Regions from separate parts of the Homo sapiens genome. Here region 2 is linked to region 1. The links are chromatin contacts, found by Hi-C in ENCODE. All regions are on one chromosome and are shown on one strand. Each heading gives the region's core, a stretch centred on a gene start or an enhancer-like site at or near the end of the contact. The rest is flanking DNA. Distances are from core to core; before and after follow the strand shown.

Region 1 (3,006 bases), core at 367-2,866:
CACAAAAGATTTGTTTTAGGAGACTAATTTATTGTCATTTTGCATTTTAAGGTTTTTTGTGGTGGTGGTGGTGGTATTATTTAGCAACTGGACAATTTAACTTTGGTAACTGTAAGAGCAAGCTGGTGAAAGTGATTTTAGTTAATGTCAGTAGGGCATTATAAATTAAGGGTTTATTACTCTTAGTCCTAACCTGATTCCTTTAAATGAGCAACTTGGATGGTTGATACGAATAAAGAGGAAAGAACACAGGTTTTGTGTCTGTGATATATGTAGATTCAAATTAAGATTCTGCCCCTAACTCCCTGAATTAGTCTCACCTATAAAAGTGAATATTCAAACCTGTATCTCAGAGTTAAACAGTCACAGGTGCATGATAGGAGATCAAGGATAGCTTTCATTATCATTATTGTGATTTCTCCTTCTGTATAATTTCACCAATAAGAAGCCTAGGACTTCATCAGCAGACTAATCTGTACTTGAAATCTCTTGAACCCAGGAGCCAAAAGACTCATACTGTCAAGGTGACATAGGGGTTTGCTGATTCATAATCATCATAAGACCTAAAAGGGATAGTTTAATTTTGATAGGCTATTTTTCTAAGGGTGGCTATTGGCTCACATTATTAGATAATCATGGTTCAATACTGTTCAATTGCTACCTATCAGAGTCATTCTTTCATATACATATGTTGTATTTCTTACTACGTGCCAGACACTGTTTTAGCCATTGAGAAACATTAAGAAGCAGTTTACTTTCATTTTAAATGAACACTTTTCTATAGAAGTTACTGTTTATTCTTGTTTGGTTTTTATCCCTTCTTTATTTACCATTTTCAGGAATAAAGATGTGAGGGTTACAAGTAAAAATATTCCATGAAATTTGCATTTTCTTCAAGTTTAACTGTTTTAAAAACTGTGATGGAAAAACTGGGAGTTCAGGAGGATTGAACCAGAGGCAAGAGCTCTGTGAACACATAATGACCTCCATGATTCAAACACACAAGTCTATCTGTCACCCAAGAGAAATGTTTAGACAGATTAGATACAAATGTGCCATGAATGCACCTTGTGTAGGCAAATGGTAAGACTGATTTTCCCTTTTTTCTTGATTGGTAAAGCCTAGAGAAGTTATCAATAGAACTTCATCTCAAAGGAAGTAATATTTTTACACAGACATACATTGCAGCAAATCCTGAACCTTGCTACTGAGGCACACAACAGTTGCAGATTTGGACACCTCTCTTGTTCAATGCTTGGCTCTGAGTGAGCAACTTCTCTGATGTTATAGGCCCATAGTTTTAAAGAAAATTAGAAACATATAATAAGTCACAGGAAGAGGAAGAAAATTTAACCCAGTGGTCTCTAAGTCCTCCTCTAAGAACTATACCCTAATCTTGCATAAAGATTTACTTCTAATTAACTTGCCAGTTAAGAGACATTCTCCCTTTTTGGCAAAAATCTGACCAAACAATCAGCTGGATATCCTGTCTAGACTTGACTCCAGCTTCTACCCTCAAAAAGGTCTGTCCAGATGCTCCTGACCTAACATGTGCCTGATGAACAAAAATACTTTAGCACAATTGTAGTTCTGTTGACCATTGTCGGTAATGGAGCTAATCAAGAGAACCAGGGGACTCATTAAAACTTTCTGCTGTATATTCATAGGCTGATTCATTTAAGAGAATTTTTGGAGGAGTAATAGGTAGATGAAAGGCTTTAGAAATATGCAGATGACTCAAGTCTCATAACCCTGGGAGTCAGACATGCACGCACAAATTCATAATGTGAAATAGCATGTCTAATGGAAGAACATTCATTAGTTAAGTTCAAAGGAAAGACTCAGATTTCACTTGGAAGAATGAGGGAAGACTTTGTATTTGCTGCTTTTCATTGTGAGCTGAAGAGTTGCCCCAGGAACCTGAGACTTTGAGCCCTTACCCAGGGATGTGAAGTCTGCATGGTACACACAGGTACCTGGGCCTCGTAGAGGGGAAGGGGGGCACATGGGGGTTTTCTGAGATTCATTCCATGCTCCACTCCGTTAACCATGTGCCCTGGCAGGAAGGGCTGTCCACCTGAAGAAAAGGCCATGGAACCATGCAGCCCTAGGGTTTCTAAGTTGGCTCTCCCTTCTGGGCAACTTTTTAAAAATTAAGTTTTGGGGTACATGTGCAGGATGTGCAGGTTTTTTACATAAGTAAACATGTGCCATGGTGGTCTGCTACACCTATCAACCTGTCACTTAGGTATTAAGCCCAACATGCATCAGCTCTTTTCCCTAATGCTCTCCCACCCCTGCTCTCCCCCAATAGGCCCCAGTAAGTGTTGTTCCCCTCCTTGTGTCCATGTGTTCTCATTGTTCAGCTTCCACTTATAAGTGAGAACATGTGGTATTTGGTTTTCTGTTCCTGCATTAGTTTGCTGCGGATAATGGCTTCTAGTTAAAGAAAATGTACATGTATACCATGGGATACTATGCAGCCATAAAAAGTAATGAGATCATGTCCTTTGCAGGGACATAGATGAAGCTGGGCAACATTTTCTAATTCACACAAAGGTACACCGATGCCCTCCTGGAGTTGTAGTATCTGTTACAAAGAGGGATGATCTGAAAGGCTACTTTTGCTTTGGGGAGAAGCCAGATCGAAAGCCAACAGGCTGCTCACAGGAATTTTCCATCTAGAAGTCCCAGAGAAAGAATTGAGATACCAGGCCCTGAAACTGAAGCCAGATAGGAGCATACAGGTTTAAAGCTGTGGATAGAAGGTAGAAGGGGTGAATTCTCTGAACTGATTGCTGAGCTGTGACTATAATGGGTGTAGGTGGCCTAGTTTGTGGGTGGGATGGGAGGTATCAGAGAGCCAGCTCAGTGGGGTCAGGTATAAAAGAGGGGCTAAATTTGGACTGTGTGATGGAGGAAGAAAATGAGGAGAGAGAATTTCACGCAGAGGGTTCACCTCTGCAAAAACTCCATGGGATGGAAGGCTATGGCTTGATGAGTGCA
Region 2 (3,006 bases), core at 193-2,692, 200 kb after region 1:
GAAAGTTTCTAGATCTCCTTTTTATTTAAATGTTCCTCATTTATATGCAACCAATTCACAAAAGCCCACACACCAATCTGTAATGCACCTGGTATTGTGAGAAATTGCCAGTTTGGTAGTGTCATGTTTTTTCCCCCCACAATAAAAACTGCACAAGTTCATGTCCTTAGGGTGCAACAATCTCTTTTCCTTTTTTTTTAAATGACTCCCCAAAACAAGTAGGTTTACAAAATATAACAAATGAAATAGGTTCTAGTCCCAGTCTTCTACCAACACCCATCCAGGTATATTTTAGAGTGAGGATATCTAATAGCTCTCTCTGATGTGGCTTTGTACCACACTCGTACCAAACCACAATCTGTGTTAGCCTGCAAGAGCTGCCATAACAAAGTGCCAAAGACTGAGTGGCTTAAACACAGACATTTATTTTCTCATTGTTCTGGAGGCTGGAAGTCTGAAATTAAGGTGTCAGTAGGGATAGGATCTTCTGAGACCTCTCTCCTTGGCTTGTAGAGGGTTGTCTTCTCCCTGTGTCTTCAACTGGTCTTCTGTTTGTGTGCATCTGCATCCTAATCTTCTCTCCTTATAAGGGCACCAGTTATACTGGATTACAGCCTACCCTGCTGATCTTTTTCTAACTTAATTACCTCTTTAAAGACCCTATCTCCAAATACAGCCATATTCCGAGGTGCTGGGAGTTTGGACTTCAACATATGAATTTGAAAGGAGCACGCTTCAGCCCATAACACTCAGGCCTCTGACTACCCCCAAATTCATGTCCTCACATGCAAAATACATTCAACCCATACCAACAGCCCTGAATATCTTAACCCTTTTCACCATCAACTCAAAGGACTCTACCTAGAGCAGCTTTTAGGGCTGGCATTTGAAGAGGCAGAGAGGAATTAAAATAATGTGCCATTTCTCATCTGGGACTGGAGTTTAGGCCTGGCTTCCAGCACCAGGAGAGAGGCTTTGGCTAACAGGGTTATTTCCGCTGGAGAGATGTGGGACTGTCCTGTGGGGTTCTGCAACTCTGAACACTTTCAGAAAGGAGTCTGTTTCTCCTGAATCACTGCACAAAAGCTTCAAGGGTGAAGTGGTAAAACGTCTATGGAGAATGCATCTCCTATTGCCTCTTGTTCAAAAGGAACTGATCTTCTCTCTTCTAGGAAAGGAATACAGAGAGCTGATTCAGCTTACCAAGGGTAAAAATAGCTAAGTGGACAGCTTGAGCGAAACTTAGCAGTTCACCTGTTTTTCCTGTTATCGACTGCAGAAGAAAGTGTATCAAGGACTGCAAAGTTAGAAGCCACTGTAAAATCAGGGCTCTGTGTAAAAACCCTCTATCTGAAATTGAGAAGAGATGGCAGGCTGAAAATAGACAGCTGTTTCAGATGCTTCTCCTTGAACAGCTGCCAGGGGACCAGCAGTCAACAGGAAGCCTCGATGGCACTAGTTCGGGGAACGCACTGTAGCACGTGGCTGTCAGTGGGATTCCATCAGATCACACCCAAGGGGAAAAGGCTCGGGCTTCCCGTCATCATTTGCCAACTTTCCAAAGTTCAGTGTTATTTTCAGGCTAGGCCAAAGTGTAGTTGTGGGTCAAGTTCATTTTTGGTGGTGCAGGGCTGGGAACCTTTTCCATAAAGATCCACTTACTTAGACATCTATGACTTCTGAACTCTAACATTTGAATTTACAATTGAGTCCTTCAGCCCGGCTGACCATAGGCAAGCAGAACTTCCAGGAGGGTGAAAATAGAGAGATGAAGACAACCTTCATGAGCTGTGCCGCTGCAATGACAGTAAGCAGCGGGGGCTCACTCCTGTAATCCTAGCATTTTGGGAGGCCAAAGCGGAGGCTCGCTTGAGGCCAGGAGTTTGAGGCCAGCCTGGGCAACATAGCGAGACCCCATCTCTGCAAAAATATAAATTTTAAAAAAAGAAATGACAGTCTACAATCAGTTCTACTGAGGTGTGAAATAGCCATGTTAGGGATTTGATAAGGGAGGAGGGCTTTGGGGCTTAAGAAAAAAAATACACACACACACACACACACACACACACAAACACACACACACATTCCTTTTTAAAGAGAGACAAGAGACAACTTGAGACTAACAAACATGCCCCAGTTTGCCCATCCTCAAACATTATTAGATGAGTCTGTCATGTTGACAAATAGCCCCCACTAACAACAGGCCCAGCAGACAGCAAACACAGCAGTGTGTTCGATTCCCACTCCTCTCAAACGCAAATTGTGGAACACAGGAGGCCTGTACAGTGCACACATGTGGTCTAAAAATACCACGCCTGCCTTGTCTTTGTAGGGATTGCTTCCCAGGCGACAGAGGCCCTGAGGCCTAGGACCTACCCAGGGGAGGGGCAGGGGCCTCCGCCTGCACCAGAGCTAATTACTGGAGGACCTGGGCAGGCAGCTGCCGGGCCCTGCTCCCCATTTGTGAGCACGTTGCAAGGCAGTAGTTCTAACTTTAGAACCGCACTCTAAACTTTGATCTCCCATTGCGGCCTGGCTTTAGGCAAAACATAAACTTGAGAGCTGCAACATATTTTTTAAATCTTATTCCCTGGTACTTTAAGAACAAGGACAGGAATTATTTTCAAATGAGAATCTTTGACTGCATAACACAGGCTTCCAAAATTAAGCAGAAACACATGGCAGCTCTTATTATTAAATTTCCCTTGGAAAACAATGCTTTAAATTATGGGGAGGGGGGATAGTTTGATAAAACTTTGAAATGTGAAGCTTAAAGTTTAAAATAAAAAATGACTGTAGTGTTTTGTTTTCTTTAAAGATTATTATGGAGTTTTTCTAGCTTTGCCATTATTAATCAATTTCTACCAATGGTTAAAATTGAATGCTTGGGGTTCGAAATATAAATGACTATTTTTCAAGCTGAAATCAGGTGCTAAGGGGCTTTTTGAAGTACAGAGAGAAATTTGGACTGCCCAATTGAAGCATCTCTCCATAAAACATATTTCT

Evidence for each region. Hi-C counts contacts between places; a loop is a spot of excess contacts on that map. Pooled maps may share reads with other maps.
Region 2: a pooled map shows a loop between it and region 1 (2.1-fold over the local background). The contact joins two enhancer-like sites. A Hi-C loop is called at or near these places in 4 of 37 single-sample maps with no recorded cell type and 4 of 50 pooled maps.

The regions. Positions count from the first base shown.
Region 1 is chr18:56,122,740-56,125,745 of GRCh38, forward strand. All of the region lies in intron 3 of LINC03069 (long intergenic non-protein coding RNA 3069), which reads right to left. All of the region lies in intron 1 of LINC01539 (long intergenic non-protein coding RNA 1539), which reads right to left. Among named protein-coding and RNA genes, the nearest start is that of LINC01539, 13 kb to the right of the region's middle. Within about 2 kb of position 1,617, at least 2 of the 41 ENCODE cell types and tissues checked have a DNase peak (open chromatin) inside an H3K27ac peak, as active enhancers do.
Region 2 is chr18:56,320,234-56,323,239 of GRCh38, forward strand. No RefSeq gene overlaps it. Among named protein-coding and RNA genes, the nearest start is that of LINC03069, 130 kb to the left of the region's middle. Within about 2 kb of position 1,443, at least 3 of the 41 ENCODE cell types and tissues checked have a DNase peak (open chromatin) inside an H3K27ac peak, as active enhancers do.